Linked DNA regions of Mus musculus: region 2 is linked to region 1. A link is a contact called in ENCODE Hi-C or POLR2A ChIA-PET data. All regions are on one chromosome and are shown on one strand. Each heading gives the region's core, a stretch centred on a gene start or an enhancer-like site at or near the end of the contact. The rest is flanking DNA. Distances are from core to core; before and after follow the strand shown. Region 1 holds the start of Man2a1 (mannosidase 2, alpha 1). Region 2 overlaps Man2a1 (mannosidase 2, alpha 1).

Region 1 (5,828 bases), core at 1,087-3,586:
AAGACTCTCTGGGAAAGCGTAAATCTGAAGCCCTGAAAAGGACCACATTCATTCTGTCTTCATACTAGAGCTTACTTTTCCGGGGGTGGGGGGGTGGGGGGTGGATCATAAGCTAAGTCACCACCAGCAAGTCTATTTCTGTTCTACACAATTCCGACAACAGGCAGGCTGGAGCCCAGTTCTAGCAAGACAGCTTTGTGACTCTGAGACTATACTCTGAGAGCTGCCTGTTCAAGTCCCAGACTTTGCCTAAGCGACCTTGGGCTCAGGAAGCTCCCAAGCCTCAGTTTCCCACCAACTGAGCAGTAGCTGGGGAGATAGGTTCATCACATGAAGTTAATGGTCAAACACGTGAGACTTACGAAGAGGGCTTATGGAGTTTAGCTACTGGGAGATTCAGTGGCCCACCTATTCTAAACCTTCTCTCTACAATGAAGTCCAGATAAAGCACAGAGGATGCCACTCCCAAGCCCCCCCCACCTCTCTCTCTCTCTCTCTCTCTCTCTCTCTCTCTCTCTCTCTCTCTCTCGGAACAGACAACGCACCACTTCCTAAGGTCACCACCACCGCTCTGCCAAATGCTGTACACTCTAGGCAAACCCTCAACTTCTCAGTGAGCTGGGGGTTCATACGAAAATGGGAGAACCAACTGCCTGAGATGTCTCAGTAACAGAATGAGTCACTCGCTGCTTTAGAAACAGAGGGAAATGTCAAGGTTGCCAGAGAACCCCATGCAGATGTTCGCATAAATCATGTTCAAGCGATCACCCAGCCAAAGCTAGAGGACACTATTAAGACGTCACTGGGCAAGAGGAGTTCCATTTATATATTTCGTGCAAAGAGAAAACTCTGAAAATGGGGTTGGGGGGAGAAAGGTACATTTAACTCCAAAATTAGAGAGCATGTGGGACAAAGCTCAGATCTCCCGGGCCCTGGCTGCCAGTTTACTCCAGCCTTTGCACAAGGCCGGTGCAAACTCCCAAGTTCAAAATTTAAAGGCAGCAGAGAGCATGTGTTATATATTTTCTCTCTGTGCTCTATAGGGGAAGCAGAAGCTGTAAACATTTGGAAACATCTGTCTGTGGCCAGCTTTTTATTTCCACACTTCTAAAAGAAAAAAATACTTCTAGTGCTGTGTACTAATGACAGAATCCGCAAGTCCTCGTTCCGATTTCATTAAATTCCCACCAAGCCATTGACCCTGGCATATCAGAAGAAATGGCAAGGGCTATTTCCAGTCATTTAAACTGTCATATTAAAAGAAAAAAAAAGGCAAAACATCAGCCTTATTCGGGTAGGTTGTAGATTGCTCTGGTCAACTAGTTGTTAGCTTGTCAACACTTGGATTCTTCGGATTTCTCCACACATCTGCTTCTACTAAAATGTATGTGTGTCAACAGAGAAAAGCCGTAAAGGCCACTCTCAATTGCTACGTGGTCACCTCCCACACAGAACCTATTGCATCCATTTCTTGTTATTTGCTAGTAACTTTTCCTGAAAGACTTCGGGTGGGTCGTTTGTTCAACTCCTCTGCCAGCTGGACCACCCCGCAGAGAACTGAGCGCCGCACAGCTTCCAGTGAGAGAATAACAGGCGCTTCCCCACTCTGCTCCAAACCAACCCGAGGTAACAGCTGAAGCATGACGACACTAAAATCAACCCTACTATCCATATCTCAAAGGGCTGCAACAGGAAATAAACTTTTTTATCTCTTAAGAGACAGTGAAAGGGAAAGGGGTCAGAAACAGAAATCTGCCTAGGTGGGCTGTGTTTAATCAATTTCCGCGCCTCGGTGCGTTCAGGGATCTGGGCGGCCTCTGGCAGCTTTAACCCTGAGCTAGCTTAGGGGCGACACTCACACCGGTTCCCCACCAGCAGGTGGCCGAGCCCACTTCCACAGGCCCGGGTGCAAATGTGGGAATATGTCCTCTTTTGCCCGGTGCCAAGGCTGCCACCGCATGACGCCCAGCACTTTGCAAACTCAGCGGTCCGAAACCTCAGCAAGCCGGATGAGGCTCTGCCGGTCGTCGGGTGCGGCCTCACCCTGCCCCGGTGCCGAGAAGTGCGAGCCCCGGGACCAGCCCTCCAGCTTGCGCCCGCCACCAGGTGCTTACCTGCGGAAAGGAGCCCTCCTGGCGCGGGCCCCGAGGGTAGTCCAAGTGACCCCTGTCCAGCATCAGGTAGAGTGAGAAGATTACGACGCAGAAGATCGCGCTGCCAAACACGGTGAACTGGCGACTTAACTTCATTTTCCTCGATGGACTCGGGGCCAGGACGCGGTCCTCACCCGAAGGAGGCAGAAGACTGAGGACTCCAGCCGGCGATCGCCGAGGGCTCCCTGCTCCCGGCCGCACACCCTTCGCGCGCTACGGCGCGGGTCCCGGCTGCGCTCCGCACCTCGTCTCCGGAGCCACCACGCGCCCTCGGCCTACGCCCTGGCCCGCTGCCCTCCCCAAGGCCGGCCGTCCCTGCAAGGCAGACTCCTGGAGAGCAAGGCAAAGGTCCCCACAAACTTGCTTTCCTGCAGGATAGCGCTACCCGGTAGGGCGGTCGGAGCAGTCAGAGGAGAGGTCTCTGCCCGACTTCCTGCCACGGGCCGGCACGACTGAGTCGGCAGGAAAAGTTTTCTCGACAAGGGCAGGCGTGTCCTCCGCGCCCAGAGAACGCGCGGGTTCCGCGGCTCCGGGGCCGAGTGTGCGGCGCTGGGAGCAAGGAGCGCGCGGAAGAAGGAACTGGACCTGGAGGCGCCGTGCCCCACAACTTAGCGCCGGGACACCCAGGCCCACCCCCGCCACACCGCCCCCGCGTGCCCGCCGAAGAACCCCTTCCTGCCGCGGCTACTGCGGGGGCCCGACCCGGGTGCACCCTGTGCGCCGGAGCGCTGCAATCCAGGACTTTCCTCGGCGTGTGCGTCCGATCCCCGGCCTCTCCCGGCCCCCGCCGCCCCTACCTTCCCCCTCGCGGGCCCGGGCTGCACGCGGAGGGCGCAGGGGGCGGGCAGCGCCGGGAGGAGGCAAGCCGAGGGAGGAGGAGAGGACCGTCCCCGGAGAGGAGCCCGCTCCAGCTGCAGCCGTGGAGCACCCCCTCCTTCCCGCCCCGAGAACGCGGAGATGGCGGCGGCAGCCGCGAAAGGAAGAGCCGGTTCCCCAGCGCCACTCGGCGCTCCTGTACCGCCCGCCACGAGCCGGAGGAGACGGCGGCGGCGGCAGCGGCGGCGGCGCAGCGGCCGTTGGGTCAATAGGCGCCCGCAGCCCTGGAGCTGGGCAGCCGGCTGGCCCCGCCCCCTCCCGACGCGCCGGGATGAGGGGGCGGGCCCCCTGGCGCCCAATCACAGCGCGCCGCCCGCCAGGCCCGCCCAGCGCCTGCCTCACTGGGCCCTGACAGTAGGAAGACCTCAAGAGGCTTCAGTGACAAGGGAGGCGGCTTTGCAGGAATTGAGGCCAGCAGAGAGGTGCCTCCAGGGCTCCAGCAGCCTAAGGTCCAGAGCGACAGTGGTTCATTCCCCAGATTCCATCCTCTTGTCGCGTCTTCTATCCTGGAACGCCCAGATCAGCCTGCCTTGGAAGGGTCTGTGCAGGGCTGGAAGGGGAGGTAGACAAGAAATCTGAGGAGCCTAAAAAGGACTCATCTTTTCCTCTTGCTTTTGGCGACATCCTGGTGAAACCAGGGGAAAAGGGAGGCTGACAAAGCCTCTTGTAGGCAGATGTAGACATCTGGCGACAAAATCTAGTAAGAGGGGGATCTAAGAAATGCCTGTACCCACTATTGAATTATGGTCTCAAGCTCCAAATTCGCCCTTTTCCACTACTCTGTGAAAATGAATCTGGGCCTTTTAAGGAGGTTTCTCTTCACCCTTCTGGGACACTGTGTCAGTAGAGGGTGCTGAAGAGACATTACAGGAAATAAAGGAACTTGCTTCCTGGTTCTAGTACATCTGATAAGCAGTTTCTCCTAGCATTCCTGACTTTTTCAAGTACAGAGCTCCCCCCTGGCCAACAGTTCTGTAATGGTGTTGGTCGTGGATACTTTCCTGGCACCCTGTTAACAATGTATAGCAAGTTCGGGAACAGTATCAGAGTGATGCCTGCTCTTCAATTAACCATACTGCTGTCTCCATAAGGTCTGTCTCTTAGCCCTTGACTGGATGGGAAACCCATCTTTTGGGGGCCCTTTATCAGTCCAAGAGGTAACTATAAGCCCTGCTCTCCACAGTTGCTGTCTATAGTCTTTCTGGTTTTCTTCTTGCTAGGAAATTCTTGGTTATTTAACTCCCTATTAAAGTTAAGAATTAGTTTTACTAAGCCCTCCGTGTCCAGGAAGTAGTCCCAAGAGAGACCCATAAAGACGGATTTAAAGGTCAGATCGGTTGACTTTCGCCTCAAGCTCCTTGCCAACGGAAAATAGAATGATAATTTGGGTCATGAAGAGCATCACAGTTAATTAAGCCATCACCTGTGGTTGATTCTGATGACGTGCCAATGGAGCGAGTACATGGGGACTAGGTGACATCAACGAAAGTGACTAAATAACAATGGTGGTGGTAGGCATTGGAGTGCTTGCGAATGCTTATAAGAAAAATGGCAAGTCCCTGTCTATCAGCTATCCTTAAGGTATGAGGATCAAAGCGATTCCTCTTGTAGCAAGGAGAATTCTATAACTGAAGATCAAATGTTCTACTTTGGTTTTAGAGCCACTGAACTTATTGTTACTATTGAATTCTCAGACATGGCAAGGTTTTTTGTTTTTGTTTTTGTTTTTGTTTTTCCTTCCTCTAAAAAGTTGATGGGTTAACTTGTGATTGATAAAATCCTAAAATTTGGAATGAGTTAGCCAAGGCTAGGACTAGCAGTTCTGTTCTCTGTGACCCATCCCATCCCCAGCACAGACTTGTACAGTCAGACTAAGTCTCCCTTGCCAAGCGAAGCAGGGTGTCATTCTGTGGCTAAGCAGACCAGGTTTCCTTTGCTTAAAACCCTTGTCGTTTTGGACTGGAGAGATGGCTTAGTGGTTAAGGACACTGGCTGTTTGTCTAGAACAGTGGTTCACAATCTATGGTCTCCACCCCTTTGAAGGCTCCCTTTCACAAGAGTCACCTAAGAGTCTCAGGAAACACGGATATTTTACATTATGATTCATAACAGTAATAAAATTATAGTTATGAAGTAGCAGCAAAAAAAAAATGTGTCTAGGAGTCACCACAACATGAGGAACTGAATTAAAGGGTGGAGGTTTTAGGAAGGTTGAGAACCACTGGTCTAAAGAAAGGACCTGGGTCCTGTACCCACATACAGTCAGCTCAGTAGGCCATCCCTCAGTCTCAGAGGATTCTAGTACCTTCTGGTCTCTTTGAACACTAGTACCGCATGTTGTACCCAGACTTACATGCAAGTAAAACATCACTATAAGCCGGGCGGTGGCACACGCCTTTACTCCCAGCACTTGGGAGGCAGAGGCAGGTGGATTTCTGAGTTCGAGGCCAGCCTGGTCTACAAAATGAGTTCCAGGACAGCCAGGGATACACAGAGAAACCCTGTCTCAAAAAAAAAAAAATTGTCATCTTTCAGGTTTGGGGGTTGTATGCATTTTTTTTTCCTAAAATACTCATCTGTTCAAGAAAGTCTACCAAAAGTGATTGTCTTTATCTGGGCAAATTCCTTGACACAGAATTCACATCTTTCCTAAAACCACCACAACCAACTACCTGAGAATATGATCCCATTGGACTGTGTGTTCTTGTGGAATAAAATGAAGCAATGATTCATATAACAAAATAATTACAATTGTGTCTAATATATGTCAGCAAAAAATCTGGGAACAATGCTTCGAAA
Region 2 (6,281 bases), core at 740-3,239, 150 kb before region 1:
TTTTATGTAAGAGATATTTAGACTGAATTAGGTAGGCTGAGCCTGACCACATTTATTAACTTGGTATGTCACTTAAGTTCACATTTCAGAAGTCCTCCTGGGCAAAAAGGAAAACACCAAACATAACCAGTCAGTGAGAAGCATCCCTATTTATATTTATTTATTGCAGCAAACTCTTGCACTCATCTTAAATAGTGATGCCATGAACGATTCAGATTCGGGTGTCTATGAAGTTAGGACTCTCTTCATATATTTTGTTTTCTAAAGTGTAAAGACGGATCTGGGGAGGCGACTCTGTGACGAAAAGCACTTGCCGAGTGAGCCAGGTGACCTGGTTTCAGATCCCAGAACCTCCAGGAAAGGCAGAGGCACAGTACACACACCTATAATCCTGGCAGGCCCCATGAGAAGATGAGACATGGACGCAGCAGACCCTCTGGACACTCACAGACCAGTTAGCCTGGCTTACTTAGCAGCAAACAAGGCAGAAATGAAGAAACCAACACCCGAAGGCTTCTTCTAACTTCCACTTGTAATTCTCTCCCCGCCCGCCCCCCCCCCACACACAATCACATATAAACTCACACACATACAAATGATAATAAAATAAAGTGTAAAGATGTTTGTGCGGATGAGCAAAATGAATTTTAAAAAAATCATTGGAACTTTGATGAGCTGTAGTTATGCCAAGGGGAGCCGTCTGCTGCTACCGAGTCTGAACAACACCAGTTACTTCTCCTCTCCAGCCAGAGTCAGCACACCCAAGCTCACGGCCATCTTCACTAGAGGGCAGGCTCTGTGTAGTGCCCTACTGAGATGTCTTTTGTGAGTAGCTGCTAGCATTTGCACTGGATTTGATGCTAAGGGGCCTGAGCAGAGTCTGGCTGGGAAAGCATACATTATGCTGTTTGCACTGGTTTTCAATGGCATTGCAGGATTTTGTTTGAAGGGAGGAAAAAAAAATGCCATTTAAGAAACCGAGTCACAAGGTGACTTTGACCCACATAGCAGCTCTAAGTGTTTACATGATAAAGATGTCTAGTGAACCTTCAACAAAATGCTGTGCCCTGACATACACTTCACAGTGGAAAAACTGCACACAGAAAACCCTTCACTAATTATAAACAGATCACCATCTGAATAACAAAGAGAACTTAGTCCCTACCCACCATGGTACCTGGGAACAACTTATTTTAAGCATCTTTTGTCTATAAGATGGAACTAATGTTGGTATACTTTCTGCAGGAATTCATCCTCTGGATGACTGCTGAGAAATTCTGTTGATAGTGGTCTCTCGGAGCTTCAAAGGACAGGATGTACTACAAAGACTAGTGGCTCAGAACCTCGGTTGGACTCAGTCAGCCTAAATTCTGGCTCTGTGCTCTGCAATTCAGTAGCTATGTTCAGTAAAACCAGGTTTTCTTTTTTTCTATAAAATCCAGAGGAAATAAAAAAAAAATCCAAAGATGTGGTCCAGTGTTTGACTTATGATGCCGTTGGCATGTTAACTATTTGTACTTTTAATCATACAAAATAGGTGACTATTTTATAAACATTACAAGTTATTACAGATTTTTATTAATAAATTTCCCCACTGACATTATAGTTTTTTTGCTAAAGAATAAGAGAACTGTTAAATTACATATCTATGGTTACATGTCAAAGCCCCAAACTGTCTATATGTGGTCTCACAGATTAAATGGCCTCTTAATCAAACTCTTTCAGAAGCACTTGCCACTATTAACCTAAAACATGCAGGATTTTTTTTAACTCTCTGGACCATTTATAAAAGCTACTTAATCTAGTGCTGTAGACTATTCCTAAGATGTATACACACATGAGAGAAATCTACATGGAATTGCCAAATGACAGGGAACAGATGCCCCAGACAGATATCTTTCACCAGCAAGTGAAGCTTCCAGTGTCAGGGATGGGTTATATTTAGTTGATTCTTTGGTCAAGGGACACTGTGGAGACGCTCAAACATTCTGGGCTACTGCCAAGGCTCACTGATTGCCTTCAGCAAACAAGAGGCAAAGTCCTATTGCTAAAGGCACTACTTATGTATCTCAGTGAGTAGAAACTTGAGCTTCACTTAAATTGCTATTCATAAATTCATGAAATTACTATTCTGCTAAAGGAATATAGTAATAACTCCTAATGACGTGTTATAATCATAGATCAGTGTCTTGCTCAGCAATCCCTAGAGAAACTTCCTCCAGCAGTACACAGGAACTAGTACAGCGGCAGCGGCAGCGTGCATAGTACCTTCAGAGGTTCAAGTCAGAGGGGAGATGTTGACACAACCTCCACCCCTAACCAAGGAGCTATCTGCAAGTGACAGCCACTTGCAGAGGACAAATTAGTCTTCTCCAGTGGAGTCTCGGTGTGTACATTACTACACCTTAGGGCCGGCCCATGCCCAGGAGTCATTGGGTAACAACATAAACTCAATGGCATTTTGTAAACCTTTAATCTTACTTGGCTTTTTTTTGGGCTAAGCTTGGGACTCCTTCGGGCACTCCCTTTTGGAACTTCCACTCTGGAGAGGACATGTGTAAACACTGGCAAACGAACTGCCCTCAACTAAACCCTCAGCCACAGATAGCTGCCATTTCCAGCAATGGGAGCAAGTCTGCCTAGTGCTAGTGCTGAGCTGGGGAAGTAGCTGTGGGCTTCCGCTACGCAAGAAGCTATGTGCAATGGACACACCTCAGGACAGGCACAATGCCCAGCAGCAGAGGCTAACACAAAACAAACCCAAGGGAATTTTCGTAGACTTTGGTCTCATATTGATTTATTTGGGAGTTTTTTTTTTATCTTATTTGTCTTGTATTTGTCTTTTATAGTTTCTGATTTAGTGTTTTGCCTGTTTGTATTAGAGAGAGGGGGGACGGGCATGGAGTTCTTGAGAATTCTCTTGAATGGGTGGGAAGGATCTTGGATGAGTTGGAGAAAGAGGGAGCATGATCAGAATATATCCATGAATTTTTTTTCAATAAAATAAAGTAAATCAAAAATGGGAAAATGTTAATTTAAGTTGAATATACATTCAAGAAAACTTCATACATTCACACAGGTATACGATGTGCTCTTAGAAAGCAAATAGATTGAAATAATTTTTAAAAAATCCGCTAACATGTTATTAATATCAGGACATCAGAGAAGGAGAGGGTTGTGGGTGTGTATCATATGGAAACAGCACCAAGTACTATGGTGACAACTGTCTGCCAGATAGGCCAGGTCACATGTAAGTGTGAATCCCTGAGGTCAGGCTGGGCGGTCCACAGTCAGCAATCCTCACAGAAGTCATTCTCGGAGATAAGATCAGTCTACACAGAACTTAGCTGTGAGGCCAGTCCTGCAAACGGATGTGGGAGAGTGATCTTCACAAGGCATTCCTCGGAGAAAGCCAGTCATGAGGTTTTGAATAACCGTTAAGTTTCAGTAAATGCAGGGAGCTGGGTGAGAGCCTCTTCTCACTCAAAGCATTGTGGCAGGGACAGTGACAATTAACACACACTGAACGCAGGCTGTACACCACCACAGTGACAGTGACTAACACACACTGAACACAGGCTGTACGCCAGACAAGACATATGATGCTTTGCATGGACAAACTTACTTTATGCCACAACAGCCTTTATGATGGTTAACAAAATGGCTAATGAAATAATGTACTGTTAGCAAGTTTGAATATGCAGGAACATCCCCACCACAAAGCATTCTCTCTTACAGTGTCCGAGCAATGATATGACCCTGGTTTAGTACCCCAGGACCTTACCTAACTCACTGGTGGCTACACTCTGTAAGAGAAGATAAGAAAGGATGGTCCGCAACGTTCCCAGCAGTGTTTCTTCCTTCTTCCTTCCGTGCTGAGTAACAGGCAGCACAGGATGAGCCCCACCTCTGATCAGACTCTCCAAGGGCAGCACAGGCCACATAGCCTCCTCATAGGACCTCAAGGCGTTCACATACGAAGGCCAAGCTAAACACCTTGTAGGAAACCTTCTCTAAACTGCTCATATTCTTCAAGAATTTAGACAGTTATAGAAGCCTACTTAGTAGCCCATATAACACCCGTCTTCATTGTATTCTGGCAGGGAGAGACTTGGAAAATCCCACATTTCACTGCAAGTCCCAAGACCGAAGAAAGTAACTGGTAAAGATTCATTTTCCAGGACACTCATTAAAATGCCCAGTAACAGTTCTTAGTGTTGATGAACAAGATAAGACGATGGATGTTAAGGGAAGGTGAGCAGTTGTTCTTAGATATGTACAACAAAGAACACCCACCCCTTCAATTTTCACCTTTCCAGAAGCTACGGAGATCAATAAAGCACCAATCAATTCTTATAAAACAGGAGAAAGGAAAACCTCAAAGTGCCACTTACGAGAATGGGGGTGGTGGTGTAAACAAGTGGAGAGAGAGAAAGAGAGTTTCACATTAAAAGCGGCACTGACTTTGAAATGATTGGTTAACTATTTGCAAGAACAGTTAACCTTAAAAAAAATCACACAGAGAACAGAGCAATATGTGCGAATTAATGAGAATGTTACAACAAAAATAACAATGGAGTAAGTTGACAGAACGTGAGCTACATGTGATTTTTTCAAAGCCATAAAGCAGGATGGCACCACCTCCCAGCTGGATGCTGGGCAGCATATCTCTTTGGCTTGCTCTGTTCTAAGAGTGATTTGTAAGTCCACCCTGTAGAGTTCTGAATCATGATCCGTCTTCCCATGGGAGCTGCAGGGATCTGAGTGGGAATGGCCCCCACTGGCTCATGTATTGGTGGAACTGTTTGGGAAGGATTAGGAGGTGTGGCCTTGTTGGAGGAGGCGTGTCACTGGGGTGGGCTTTGAGCTTTCCAAAGCCCACACCATTCCTAGTTAGCCTCCCTTTCGACATCTCCTGATTGTTGTCTCAAGATGTGAGCTCTCAGCTACTGCTGCAGTGCTGTGCTAGTCTGCCTGCTTCCTCGCTTCTTGCCATGATGACAATGGACTAGACCTCTGAAACTGCAAGCATGCTCCAACTAAATGCTTTCTTTTTGTAAGGTGCCTTGGTCATGGTGTTTTAGGACAGCAACTGGGAAGTAACTAAGATGAGTCTTTCAGCATCCTCTCTACCAAAAATCCCTTTTCCTTAAAGAGTTATCCTTTCTTGGTGCCCTAGACTTTCCTGCTTAGTATACTCTGGCAGTGTTCATGTTACCCAGGTTGAAACCTTTAAAGAAGCTTCACCTGAAGTGTCTGATGGCAAAGGGAGGGCAGAATGATCACTAGAAGGAGGCTCACAGAAGCGAGGGTGATGAGGCACGTTAGGTGAGAAGGTTAGCAGTTACATTTGCAGGCAGCAGCTGGAATGACCTAGCTCACACCACGTTCTGTGACAGGGCTCCTGAGGTGCCTGTCATCTCATTACACATACACACATACACAGTATGGAATTACTTTTCAAATACAGAAAGTGCAAGTGTAAATATGCCTATATGAAAGCATAAGGTCATCTACTGGTAACAGGATGATGCCCACAAGCTTGGAACTTTCACAAACAGAAACAGTAATTCTGAAAAAGATCAAACAACACCTTCTGCGTCCACAAACAGGGCTCAGAAACAGGCCTTATAGGGGATTTTATCTTAATTTAGTCTCTAGCCCTTATTTTAAATGGAGGTAACTTATTCATTTCTAATCTCAAATGGGAAGGGTTTTCTAAATTTTTATTTTAAGCTATTTTAAGTAAATTACTTTAAGCAGTTATTTAAATTGTTATTACACGTCTAGGCTCTGCTATCTATAGACAAACAGGCCCAGAATCATCAAGTTGGGTACATTTGTTACAATCTTTGTTTCTGAAGGTCATGGGCATGAGCTCAGTTCAGAGAATCTGGAGACTGGGACTCAATTGAACCATAGAACCATCTTCCAGCCCAACCTTGACTCACACTCACTGCACGCCCAGCTCTCCCTTGACCTCTCTCACTGCTCTCTGAACCCATAATTCTTTTATCCACTGTCAGCAAGAACCAGGCTGAAATTTAGAACTGAGTGGCCATGGATGGGGTCTGGGCAGAAAAGGTGCCCCATAACGCCACTACCTGCAGCTAGCAGGCAGGAAGGATCAAGTGCCTCTGTCAGACGTACTGGGAAAATGTTAAGTGACACACTGGCAGTGCGAACTTGGGTATCTCTCAGACACGGATATCTACATCAACAGGGCTCTGTGAGGAAGGAGTTACAAGAATCCAGACGATTCACACTGTCATATACTGAAT

The links. A loop is a pair of places that touch in the nucleus more often than their neighbours do. ChIA-PET counts read pairs that join two places held with the same protein, here RNA polymerase II (POLR2A).
Region 2: a loop to region 1 is called in a map of heart, with 2.1 times the contacts of the local background. The contact joins the enhancer-like site here to the promoter of Man2a1 in region 1. A Hi-C loop is called at or near these places in 7 of 37 maps with a recorded cell type or tissue (CH12.LX, T-helper 2 cell, heart and 2 more). POLR2A ChIA-PET finds 5 or more read pairs at or near these places in 1 of 5 experiments (Patski).

Annotation. Positions count from the first base shown.
Region 1 is chr17:64,598,157-64,603,984 of GRCm38, reverse strand. Man2a1 (mannosidase 2, alpha 1) reads right to left here and starts at 2,336. Exons shown (of 22, transcript NM_008549.2): 1 at 2,115-2,336. The coding sequence starts at 2,249.
Region 2 is chr17:64,744,036-64,750,316 of GRCm38, reverse strand. The region is part of intron 20 of Man2a1 (mannosidase 2, alpha 1); the gene reads right to left. Among named protein-coding and RNA genes, the nearest start is that of Dreh, 20 kb to the left of the region's middle. Within about 2 kb of position 1,989, at least 1 of the 3 ENCODE cell types and tissues checked has a DNase peak (open chromatin) inside an H3K27ac peak, as active enhancers do.